2 separate regions of the Homo sapiens genome follow, and region 1 is linked to region 2. Evidence: chromatin contacts called from ENCODE Hi-C or POLR2A ChIA-PET data. All regions are on one chromosome and are shown on one strand. The core of a region is the stretch at or near the end of the contact, and the rest is flanking DNA. Distances in the headings are between cores, read along the strand shown. Region 1 overlaps LOC105370777 (a long non-coding RNA gene). Region 2 overlaps LOC105370777 (a long non-coding RNA gene).

The links. Hi-C counts contacts between places; a loop is a spot of excess contacts on that map. ChIA-PET counts read pairs that join two places held with the same protein, here RNA polymerase II (POLR2A). Pooled maps may share reads with other maps.
Region 1: a loop to region 2 is called in a map of endothelial cell of umbilical vein, with 12 times the contacts of the local background. The contact joins two enhancer-like sites. A Hi-C loop is called at or near these places in 1 of 168 maps with a recorded cell type or tissue (endothelial cell of umbilical vein) and 1 of 50 pooled maps. POLR2A ChIA-PET finds 5 or more read pairs at or near these places in 2 of 52 experiments (BJ and endothelial cell of umbilical vein).

Annotation. Positions count from the first base shown.
Region 1 is chr15:39,359,082-39,365,312 of GRCh38, reverse strand. All of the region lies in intron 1 of LOC105370777 (a long non-coding RNA gene), which reads left to right. Among named protein-coding and RNA genes, the nearest start is that of LINC02915, 110 kb to the right of the region's middle. Within about 2 kb of position 2,357, at least 3 of the 41 ENCODE cell types and tissues checked have a DNase peak (open chromatin) inside an H3K27ac peak, as active enhancers do; they include endothelial cell of umbilical vein, where a contact is called at or near this core.
Region 2 is chr15:38,993,426-38,999,879 of GRCh38, reverse strand. The region is part of intron 2 of LOC105370777 (a long non-coding RNA gene); the gene reads left to right. Among named protein-coding and RNA genes, the nearest start is that of LINC02915, 250 kb to the left of the region's middle. Within about 2 kb of position 3,644, at least 3 of the 41 ENCODE cell types and tissues checked have a DNase peak (open chromatin) inside an H3K27ac peak, as active enhancers do; they include endothelial cell of umbilical vein, where a contact is called at or near this core.

The DNA of each region.
Region 1 (6,231 bases), core at 1,108-3,607, 370 kb before region 2:
TCCTGCATTATGGATATTTCATGTTGGAAATGTTGCTGGTTTGGCAGAGTAAAAAATAGATGGCTTTGGCTCTGTTGGGAAATAACACCCTGAACTGGATCACTGTGACATTCTAGAGGTTTAACCTATAAATTTGGTTAGCTGGAGGATGAGAATCTTTGTTAGATATCTGTAGATGTGCTATAAAAGAGTTACAAATTGGCTGTACATTTTAAAATCCTTTTTAGGAAAAAATGAGGAAAAAGCATCTAAGCTGTTAATTTATGTAACAATTTATCTTACATGATGGTGGTATCAGTAGTTGTCCAAGAAGAGACAGCTATGTCACAGGTTATGCCCATCAATAACCAAATAATTCAGTCAAATGCTTGTGATACGATGGGCCTGTGCTAGGGATGAGAACACAGTGTCCAGTAAGACAAAGGGTAGTGCTCCAAGAGATGATACACCAGTGAGTTTAGCCTCAGCAAATCTTTCAGTAGTCATCAAGTTAGATATTGCTTGTGAAGGTGGGTTGTATTCTAAGTTAAAAGATAATTGAGCTCCTAAACTTGCATAATAGTGTGGCAACTTCTACTTGGGCAGATATTTAGAACTAGGGTGATCATATAAGTTATCACCGAAACTGGGGTAGTTTTGGATAGAAAGGAGGGGCTGCTCCTAATTATTCTGGGGCAGGAGGCATAAACCAGGGAAGTACCAACCTATATATGGTCACCCTATCTAAAACCAGAGATGTTTGTTTAATAATGTACACTACTCAATTTGAAACTTTCAACAGGTGGAGAAACAGCAATTTATCTGCTTTCCTTAGTGACTGGCCAACAGAAGTGACATTTAATAGAAGTATGATATTCATTCTTCCAGGTGTCTCAAGTTCATCATTTCCTGATGATCAGGAAAGATCAGAAATCCACATCAATGAATCACATTAGCTGTCTTCTTAGATGATACTTTCCTGCTTGGAGCCTGTATTAAATGTCAGTATGAGAGAGAGCTGTGCAACCATGTGACTTTGCCTCTCTGTTTGTGATAAAAATATTGTTGAAGATTTTTCCCATTGTGTCATTTAATGGCACTTAAAAGAGTCCACATGATTTCTCCTAGGATGTTTGTTCTCTTTTCAAGAATAAATGAGCTTCTTTCTGTCAGATAGTGATTTAGATAGGCTTCCCGTTTGTCCTTTAATGTCTGGCTCCCAGTGTTCAGTCATAAGAATCCATCGCTGAGGTGAAGCATTCATATTTTGCTAATTTTTGTGTTTGGCTCTATTTCTTTTTTTATGTGTCATTGTGTTTCTTCTGAATTAGTTACATTCCTGAAACTTGACCTTTAGTGTTTAATGTTGCTTCATCATCAAATAAAGTTTGAACTTTTGACCTGGTACTCATGGTCCCACGTGTCTGATCCCAAACTCCTGGTCATTCTTATTTGCTGCTACTGCTCCTCATGTGCCCTTTCTCCAACTGAACTATTTGCTCTCCCCAGTACATGCCTCCTATTTTCTTGCCTTCATGCCGATGTTCGTGCTGTTCCCACTATTTGGGGACCTGAGGAAAATTGAAAAGTGTATTAACAGCTATAGCGGGATATGGAGCAGAAAGTTTATAGGGGAAGAATAAGATTGTCCATCAGAACGTTTGGAACCCATTGGAAGAGAAAATGTGAAACACCCTGAGCCCTTCTTTACTGCACGTGCTCTGGCATGATGCCATTATCCTTTCCATATGGGAAGACTTGTCCTTGAAAGTTCACCTTTTGAATGTGCAGAGACTCATTTTTGTTCTTATTTGTCTGGGGTGTGGGAGAAAGGGGGCGGCACGGAGATGGTGTTGAGAGGGCAGGAGTCACACAGATCATGTGTTGGGCACAGGCGTGCTAAAGCCATCTGTTTCTCTTTGGATAGTCATCCAAAACCTTTTAGGCATTTGCCACCCCACACCCCACCTCCCAAAGCCAAAAGCTTGCGCATATGCCCCAAGGAATAGGATCCCAGGAATTTACCTCATGTTTATAATCCTATAATCTTCTTGGGTGGGGAGGAGAGAATGGGAAGCCATTGGAGTTATTCCTGAATATGACCAGGCATTTGGGGTCTGAATGTTTTTGAGAAGTCATGAGAGAAAAATGTGAAAAGAAAATACGTATGGGGCAATATTCACAAACTCTGATTTTTTCCATGACCCCTTCTTTATTTATTTCCTCCTTTTTTGTTTTTCTTGTGCATTTTGTAGGATAGAGTCTTGGCTCTATTTCAAGCACATTGCAGAGGAATGGTGGAAAGGGATTGCGGTTAGCTAGGTTATCCTGAAAAACAACAAAGAAATTGAATACTCAACTTGGCAGTGGCCCAGACGTCTTCCAGTGGATAGTGGTCTGCTATAAGCACAAAAGACCCACGCACAGGGGCTTGAAAATGTGGTTAGGCCTATTTACTTTTCAGCACAGAAGGAAATTAGAAACAGAGGTCTGGATTGCCACTGAGAGGCAATTTTGAGTTAATTAATGAAGCGAGGGAATCCAATGGCAGTAACAGAGTCAGTTTTCCACTTTGGGCCTGGAAGCAGGACCTCAAGTGATTCTAGTAATCTGAATCTTGTGTGGCTGCCCAGGGAGCTGTCTGCCATTTCAACACACCTGGCTGCAACATTGTAGAATGCAGACCTCCTTACCTGTTTTTGTATTGTGCTGTCACTAGTGGTTAGAAAATATTTTGCGAAGGTAGCTGTACAGTGACAATGGCACTGAGAAATATTTACATGTTAATTATGATGACAGCAGTTAGGGTAATGGTTAAATGTTAGAGAAAAGTCATAAAGACCAAGACTGTGAAATAAGATGACAATATTGATACTGACAGATAAATCTTAAAATAATCTTTCTGCTAGTTGGCAAGTTCACTATAGATAGAGGTCGTGTCTTGCCCAGCTTTGAGCCAACAGTGCCTAGCACACTGAAAGCGTCAATAAATGAATGAAACTCTTCTCATTTGTCTCCTGGCCCTTGAATTGTCCTCTTACAGATGTGAATCTAGTGGTTAAACTATCTTTTTTTTTTTGAGACGGAGTCTCACTCTGTCATCCAGGCTGGAGTGTAGTGGTGCTATCTTGGCTCACTGCAACCTCTGCCTCCCGGATTCAAGTGATTCTCCTGCCTCAGCCTCCCTAATAGCTGGGATTCCAGGTGTCTGCCACCACAACTGGCTAATTTTTTTTTTTTTATTTAGTGGAGACGGAGTTTTACTATGTTGGCCAGGCTGGTCTCAAACCCCTGACCTCGTGATCTGCCCGCCTCATCCTCCAAAGTGCTGGGATTACAGGCATGAGCCATCATGCCCGGCCTGGTTAAAATATCTTTAAAATGTCTTTGAGAGAATATTTTATAGCCAACTCAGTAACTTCTACTCCCGATGCTTATATTCTTAAAGCATTCATTTTGCATTTTAACCTACATCCTACCTGCCGTTATTCAAAACTTTTGTTTTGTTCCGTCCTTCATGAAACTAAATGTCTCCATCTTCCATATAAAGTGGTCTCCTAAGTTAAGTAAATGGTCCAAGTGAGCCACTGCTGTCCTCAAACAGTGAGAGGACCCAGCATACATGAGTCACAAAGCCACATGAATGACAGACACACACATACACACACACACGCATAATGTGTTCTAGAGAAGCAACAATGAAAAACATGTACATGACTATGTGGATGTTTCCTTGGCTAGTATGTTTTTCTGTTGATGCTTTGCTTCTAAATAATATTGAGCTCCTAATCTTGCATAATAGTGTAGCAACTTTTTAACTTTTAGGGGTTAGTTTTTAATTTTCTTGTACCTTTTTAATTTGAAAAATGTCAAACTTAAAAGAGGAAATTCCTATATACTCTTCCTCCCCCCAGGTTATCACCATTTCATTTGATTTTGTTCTCTTTCTCTGCATGTGTTTTTCAATCTTTTTTTTTCATTATTGTTCCCTCAAGGAGGCATTTTAGACCTTTTTTTCCCTAATTACCCCATGGAAGTTTAAGACCACAGACATATCGTGTATCTGTTTGTGTAGTGTGGCCTTTTGGGGAGCCACAAACCATTGTATCTAAGAAATTTCTATCCCCTAAGAGCCGATGTTTACCCTCTAATTTGTCTGTATCACTTGAGAGTAAGTTGGAGACATAGTGTACTTTCCCCTAAATATTTCAGTATTTATTTTCTAAGAACAAGGGCTGCTTCTTACATAACCAAAATACAAATATCAGAATCAAGAAATTGAACATGGGCATAGTATTGACATAGTATTATTATTTAACCCACAGTCCATATTCAAATTCTGTCAATTGTCCCAATAATGCTCTTTATAGCTACTTTTTCTCAGCCAGGTTTCAATCCAGGATACATAGGGCAGTTAGTTGTTGTGTCTCTTTAGTCTCTTTTATTGTAGAATATTTCCTCAGTCTTTCTTGATCTTGACATTTTAAAAGAGTACAGAGTATTCTGTAGAATGCTTCTCAATTTGGTTTTGTCTAGCATTTTGTCTGGATTAGATTCAGGTTATACATTTTTGGTGAAAATGCCATTAAAATGATGTTATGTCTTTCTTGGCACATCGGGACACACATGATGTCAGTGTGTCCCATTACTGGTGATGTTGACTTTGATCATGTGCTTTAGGTGGTGTCTGCCAGTTTTCTCCACTGCAAAGTTACTATCTTCCCCTGGTAATTAATAAGTAATTTGTGGGGGAAATACTTGGATGCTGTGTAAATATCCTGTTTCTCATAAAACGTTATCTGCTGGGTTTAGCATCTATGAATGATCTTTCAACCCTGCCATCCTTCTATAGTTTTTAGGTGGAATTCTGCTGTAGGAAAGAACTTTCTCTTTGCCCTGCTTATCTACTGGACTCCTGAATTCTAATTTTATTCATTAATTCATGATCTGGAACAGAAACCTATAGTAGTGAACAGAGGCTAAAGGCAATTAGCTCATAAGAAACACACAGAACATATCCACACACACATACTAAATGTGTATACACACACAGGACATATATATACACATATACTAAGCGTATACACACACACACACACACACACACACACACACACACACAGAGACACAAAAATATTGGAGACAGCTTCTAAGACCATTTGCTGATGAAGGCATTGCTTATTCCACAAAAGGCAGAACACGTGTGATGGACTTCTCAGAGAAAGCCGAAATCAGTATTCACAGCTTCTAACAGTAAATTGAACATGAAAAAACTCCACTAACTACTGATCATTGGACCTGATTGCTTGTGGTTCTGGGAGAGAGAAGAGACATCTGCACAGGAATTGGAGCCAGGCCCTGCCGCATGCAGCCATCAGCCTCAATGTGACACTATGAGCTTTGGCTGGGAATAAGACACTACATCTTGGCTTGGGGACACAAACCTGGAGTACTACCAGAGTAAGGCAACCAACCCAAAAGCTACTTGACAGGGAGAGGAGTCTACCAAAAAGAAACAAAACAAACAAATTCCCTCCCAAACAAGGTAAGCTTTCAAGAAAAATTACAAAGCACACAAGAATATTTTCTGGCATGAGGATAGTCAACAGACCCAAGAATCTGTGGAGTCCATGCATGAAGAACCAGACATAATGGTGCAATATTAAATGTTAAAATAAGGATTCTTGAATCATCAAATAAGTAAAAGAGGGAAGGGGAACAAAGAATTCTTAAGAATAGATAGGGATTAAAATATAGAAACCTTGGAAGTGAAAAGTGTAGTCATTGAAATAGAAATTGCAAGTGATAAGGTGAACTGTAGACTAGACATCTGGGCCAGTCTAGGGTGAGGCAAGGAAGGTATCCAGGGTGCAAAATGTAAGAAGGCACTCACTGTCGCTGCCAACCCTGAACTAGCGCATGCCCAAGAGTGAGTGACTTCTTACATTGTACACTCTGAGTACCTTGCTTGTCTTACCCTTGTCCCATCGCTGGTTGACACAGTGGAAGGGAAAATTATGAACTGAAGATAAAACTAAAGGAATGACTGGGATAGCAGATAAAGAGGTTTAAAAATGAAAAGAGCAGCTGAGAGATCTGGAAGAAAGCTCCAAATTATATTTTTTAAATCCCAGAGAAGAGAAAAATAAAGAGTAAAAAAAATATTGAGAGGTAACCTGAAAGTTTCTACAAGTAAAAATGTTAACCCTTTGATTGAAGAATTTCATCCTTATAAATGAAACTTTAAATGAT
Region 2 (6,454 bases), core at 2,395-4,894:
TTCTTCACAGCCTTGTGCTTTGGACCCAAGGCTCTGGTAGTGTAGGCTCAGGAGGGGCCTCCTAATCCACAGGTTGCAAGGATCCCTGGGAAAGCCCTGGTTTTCAGGGAGGGGAAGCACAATCCCTCACCGTCTCCCTTGGCTGGGGGAGGGAGTTGCCTTTGCTGCATGCAGCCCCCAGGTGGGGTCTTGCTCTACTCTGTTTTTGCTTGCTCTCTGTGGGTCACGCCAACCACCTAGTCAGTTCCTATAAAAAGAACTTTGGTACTTCAATTGAAGATGCAGAGTTCACTCAGTTTTGTCCTTCTTTGTGGGAGCTGCAGAGTGGAGCTGCCTCTATTCAGCCATCTTAGTTCCACCCCAAGAAGACATTTCAAGTCTACCAACTTACCAAATGTTTTAACTTAATATTATTAGTAAAGGGACAATTAATATCATTTGCCTTATTTTAGAAATGACTGAGACTACCTCATCATCTATGTAACATTTCCTCCGAATGTATTTATTCTAAATCTAGTCATGAGGAAACCATATAAATTCAAAATGTGGGATATTCTGATAAACAACTGGCCTGGACTCTTTGAAGCAAGAGAGATTGATCCATGTGAAAAGTGTATGGTTGTCTATTGAACTATTCTTGAAACTTTGCTCCTAGTGAGGGAACATAACACAGAATAAATTGTCAAAAGAAAACGCATCAATGGGCTCTGAGTAGAATGCCTAAAGTACAGTCATGTAAATCATATGCATGTTTCAGGTATGCTTAAACCCACATCACCCCCATTTTTAGGAGTTCTTACTTTCTGATTTTCACTTGGGTTTCACATAGGAAATGTGTTGGACTGCTAAGCGAGAGTCTCTAATATAAGTAATAAAAATAGCCATGAAGAAAAATACAAGCATATATAAAATAACTGTATCATTAGTTGCATAGCAAAACAAGATTGTGAAGTGTCCTTTATAATCTTGTATTATTACAAAATATAAATTGTAAAGAATATTCTCCTTGTTGTGGCCATCCAGCATCTTATGCACAACATTGCTATTAATGGAGAAATTCCCACCTTGTATATTCCTTTTGTCCAAGAAGAGCCAGACTCTCTCCCCTAGATTACCTTCTAGGTGCATCACAAGGGATGTAGTAAATTGAGTTCTGCCAATCAGATACATTCATGAAAGTCTTTTGTAATTGATTCATGTGAAAAGAGAGTATGCAGAGTCTGTCTTTCAGTAAGCAAGGCAGAAGAGGTACCAGCCTTTTGATGCAAAGAATGAAAAACTTTGTGTCTTGTAGTCACCAGCATCTTCACTGCAATCTGGAAGGTCTGGGCTGCAGCAGGCCTTGATGTGTGGCTTGGGTACCATTCCTAGTTGTATAGCCCCTACTTTGGTTCTCTGGCTCTCTAAGAAAACTGGTGAGCATCCTAATTTCCTTTGGCAAAGTTCTTTTCTGTTTAAACTAACTAGAGTAAATTTTGGTTTTGCTAATGAGAACCCTGTCAGGTATGACACTAACTGACTTCTTGATTTACCATTATCCATGGAATCTTAGGATAGTCTGTTAGAAAAGTACTACTCCATTGGACACCCTTCTACCATTTTTACATCTGCATATTCAGTTTTACACCCAAATAATTATATGTTATGAGCAGTGATGACAGAATGTGTTATTAAACATAAAAACATGAGAACTATTATAATGTTTACAAGGTCATAACTTCATTTTTAAAGATGGGCCAACCTGGTGGTTTTTGGATTATGAAAACACTTCCAAATACCTTTCAGTGATCTTTTAGTTTGTCAAAATCTCCATCACATCTGGTGACTTTGAGATATTTAATCCATATGTTTCTAATTTACATTGAGTCAACTCATTCCAGTAAATCTCCAGGATGATAAAAGAGTGCTCAAGAAGGTAAAGAATCTGTTAATGAATTTTTTTGCTGGTCGTATATTCTTGAGCACTTCCAGTCTGGGAGAGTTGGAAATAAGTTCAGAACTTGGCTCAATTATTTGTCTTTATCTCAATATGAATTTCATTTGAAACTGAATCATGGCACTATACCCTATGCTACTTGTTTCCTTGGTAGTCTACCCATTCTTCATTTTGTGCGTAGCTGAAATACAATCTGGATGCCCTCATGAGTTGGATTCATTTTTCCTGGTTTAAAGTTTACATGACTGGAAAATGTCAGTGATTTAGGTCCACACTGATAGAGTACAAAATAATTTTTTTCCACCCCATCAACTCCATTTGCTTTGGATTTAAGCTGAGGGACACAGTTATTGATGAGGCCATAGCAAAAAGAGTGTTAAGATTTTTGTAGTTCTTGGCTAAACACTCCAGCTCCCTGCTACCAACTATCACCAACCAATCTGTCCCAATTAAACTCCATTGAATTAAGCTTCTTAATCCAATAGGCAAATTCACAACTCACTGGCAGTATTTTATTTCTGTTGCATAAAATTCAGCGTCCACATTAGTGTATGTCTATCCCAGGAGGCTGTGTGCCCTCTCCCCAATAGTTTCTATTCTTGGAAGAGATGTTAGAATGACTGGGGATGAGATCATAACTTGGGGCACAAGTTAACCTTAAAATTTTTTTAGGAACTTTATTCATTATCAACAAAAATGTATTGAACCCTAGATGTATTGAACCCTAGCGTGCTGAGGGGACTGGGCTAGCTACTGTAGAGGATGTCATATACCATTCTCCCCTTCTTCAGTATGCTCCAACCATATTTACAGTCTTTCAGTTCCATATCTCTGCAAGGTATTTCTTGCCTCAAATCCACATACACGCTGTTCACTCTGCCTGTGTGCACGTCCCCTCCTTGTTTATTCCCACAAATAGACATTTGTTATTCCCAGCTGACTCTTCCTTATCCTTAAGGCCTCAGATTAAATGTACCTTCTTCAGAGAGGTGGTCTCTCATCACCAAATATAAGTTCTTCTTCCTGGCACCCACTGCCTTTATTGTACATCATAATCTGTGATTATTCATTTAATTGTTTTCTTGTTTAATTTCTCTCTCCCACAAAACTATAAGCTTCACAAGGGCAAGGACCAAGTCTGTTCTGTTAACCACTGTGCAACCAGGGTTTCTAGTGCAGGGTCTGGCATGTGGCTGACACTCCACATAAACCCATTGAGAGGTAGTTTCCTGTTCTCATTTTAATCTGATGGAAAATGTGTTTAATTAAACATGTAAATAGGTTAGTAGACAGTATGTTTATGTCCAAGAGACGAATTCAATAAATAAATACACAGCTATCATTCCCTAACAGTAGTTTCTTCTGCAAATTAGTCTAAACAGAGATTTCCTGGCATTCTCTTCAGACATTGCTGTGAACTTGGGCCAAATAATAAAGGTCATAAAACTTTCTCCCACTCAATTCATTTGTGCTTATATTATGTTCGCTCCAAAGCTGGAGGAACGGAAGTGGCTTTTCATCATTGGGAAATGAAAAAATGCAATGAGTAACCCATTGTTTTGATACCATTTTATATTAATCATCTGAATGCTTCATTTCTCTCATCCTTGCTGTTAACTATTCTTACCAGAAGTTAATAAGCTTCCAACATTTCTGTACATGAGCTAAGAGAGAAGAAAAAAAAAAGACTAGGCATGATTTCAAATTATTCCAGTCATCTGTCCTGTTTGGGTGACCTGCATTCCTTCAGTCTACCAGTAAAATGCTAGGCATGCCTGACTGAGTGAAAATGGAAGACAAGCCTTCAAATTCCATGTTACTGAAGTGTTGAAACCAGTTTTAATGAAACATGGGAAAACAATAGCCAACAAGGGGAAGTCTGGAATTTCATAGAATTAGAGACTTGAATTTCATAGAATTAGAGACTTCATGTCTTCCCTGTTGATTCCTTGAAGTCATCTCCTAATGAAGGAACCCTTTCTCCAATGACCTTTAATTAGTATTGTTTCTGTCCCAACCTTTCTGCTCTGCTGCCTTCCATATGATGGGAATTGGGAAAGTTGAGCAGCCACCTGGGGTGCTATGAAAGATCAAGCACATTGGAGGCCCTTCAGATATCCATAGCACAGTAGACATTGGAAACACAATGAGGAAAGGGCACATAGATGTCCCATAACCCATTCACCAGAACACAGTATGGATAAGAGACAGGAGAAGGGACAGGGATATCTGTTTCTGTCTTCACTGTCAACAAAGCTTCAGAATTGGCCCTCCATCTAAATAGTCTTTCATTTTTCACACCATAGTCAACCTCTCTCATGACCTAAAATGTCCCTGCCCCATGCAATACAATCTATTTAGAGAACCCAATGCCCTAGTAGGTGCTGGGCCTTCTATTTCCCACTACAATCACAAAAAGAACAGCAGTGGCTTTTGCCCTTGGGAAGCTCGTTGTCTTGGAACTGGGGGTGAAAATGGGGATTGCTAAGGGGACCTGGAAATACGGCAATGTATTAAGTTCCATAATGAAAGTATATCAATATACTGTGATAATACAGAGGAGAAGAGATTCCACGTGGAGTTTTGGGAATAGTGGGAAACCTTCTAGAATGTAAGTTCCCCAAAGCCAGTCACGGGCCAACCTTGTAAGCCTTTTTTTTTTTTTTTTCTGGATATCAGTCTCAGGCCTGCTACATTAACTTCTTTCTGCACACCTGTTCATTTATTTGTGTATACATGTAGTCATATAATTAGAAGAATAGCCATTGAATTTGTATTATAGTTTCAATTTATGTTAAAGAATACTGGATCTTCCCTATAATATATAAAACAAATTTAATACCTATTTTTAGTGGTATGCTGGAGCTATTCTGTAACTGCATGTTAGAGCCAATTATTAAATCTCCAGGAATTTTGTGAGCTACTCACTTGCAATCACCTATAACAGGAATATTCACACCAAAGAAATTGGCAAGTTCTGCAGATCAGGACTTCCCCGTCTCCATGAAGAGCTGGTTATTAAACATTGAACAGCATACCTTTGCTGTTGAAAGGAAAGAGTGAGAAAGTAAAAAGAATAAACTTTCACACCTAATAAATAAAATCCCTATTCAGATTTATTTATTCATTCATTTAAATTTATTTAATAAATGTGAAATACAGAAGAAGTTCTGCAGCTAAATTCACTGACTATATGGAGCTTACAATCTAGTAGGAGAGCCAGATGATACACACAAACATAGTGGAGCAAAATATTCTCATCTTAGTCTGTCATTTCCTTCACTACCATAGAAGACTCAGAAGGAAGAGTAGTGTTTTTTCTTCTCCTACTCTGAGAAGCTTTATCTGCATTTGGGCTGTGCAATCTTTAATAAATACAGTGATGCAAGCTTTCCTGAAGCCGATCCCCCACCTCCAACAAATAAATGAATAGGCTTTTGTTTGGCAAGTAAAGGACAAATGACAGAGGCTGCTACTGAGAGTAGAGAGGGAGTACTGGCCTTCCCAGAGGAAAAAGTGCTGGTGTGTGTGTTTGATCTGGGAGAGCTGTGTACTTTAGGGGTTTAGGGGAGTGGATAGGAAGGGGGCCATCAGCTATAGCGTGACAGGATTGGTACCTTCTTCCTATTCCTATGGTGTACATATGAAATGCTTTGAGGGGTGACAGGGGTTCCAAAGGAATGGCACATGGAAGCCCGGAGGGCATCACCAGGAGGAGCAGTTTTCAGAGCACAACTAAAGATGCTCAGACAGCAAGAGGCAGTAACATTGACAGGGCTCTTACAGTGTTCTGGACACTGTTGTAATCCTTGTGCATGCTTTAACACTGTTAATCCACACAACAGCCCTGTGAGAGGGGTATTGTTTTATGCAAGAGGAAACTGAGGCACAGAGAAGCTGGGGAATTTTCCCACGCAGCTAGAAAGTGTCGATTTCATGCTTGGTTCATTTGGCCACAGAAGCTGTCCTCTTAACCAGTATATTATGTGACCTCATCAAATGAACATACCCACTCTAAATAGACCACAGGGTTTAGACAAAGACCATTTACATAGCAATCATCTTGTTTGGAGGGCTAAGAACTCTTTCTCTATTTTCAGAGCAGTACTTAAGCCCCTAAATTTCAAGGCAGCTCTGGAAACGAAGGGCCAAGCTGTGAACTGTGACTGAGATTGGATTTCTTGCTTCTCTGGCAAATGGGGGCCTTAAATCAAATAGAACAAGTTCTCTGCTTCTCTGCCATAAAGGAGGCCCCAGTCCAGAGGGCTCTGAGATAGGTAAATAAGCAAATCCAATCTCATCTAAAGGTGCTGCCAAAGGCGTCCCCTAGGGACCTCTCACTTGTCTGACACCACCTTTGAGAGAGGTTTCTGCTCTCTAAAAGTCTGTAGTTAGAAAGCAAAGGTTCCAGCTGCTGATGGAGTGCTCAGCCTCTCCAGCCCCACATCTATGACAACATTTGGCTCGCCAGCCAGCCCTGCCCTCCTGCTCAGTTCTTTCTGTTCCACGGACCTGGGA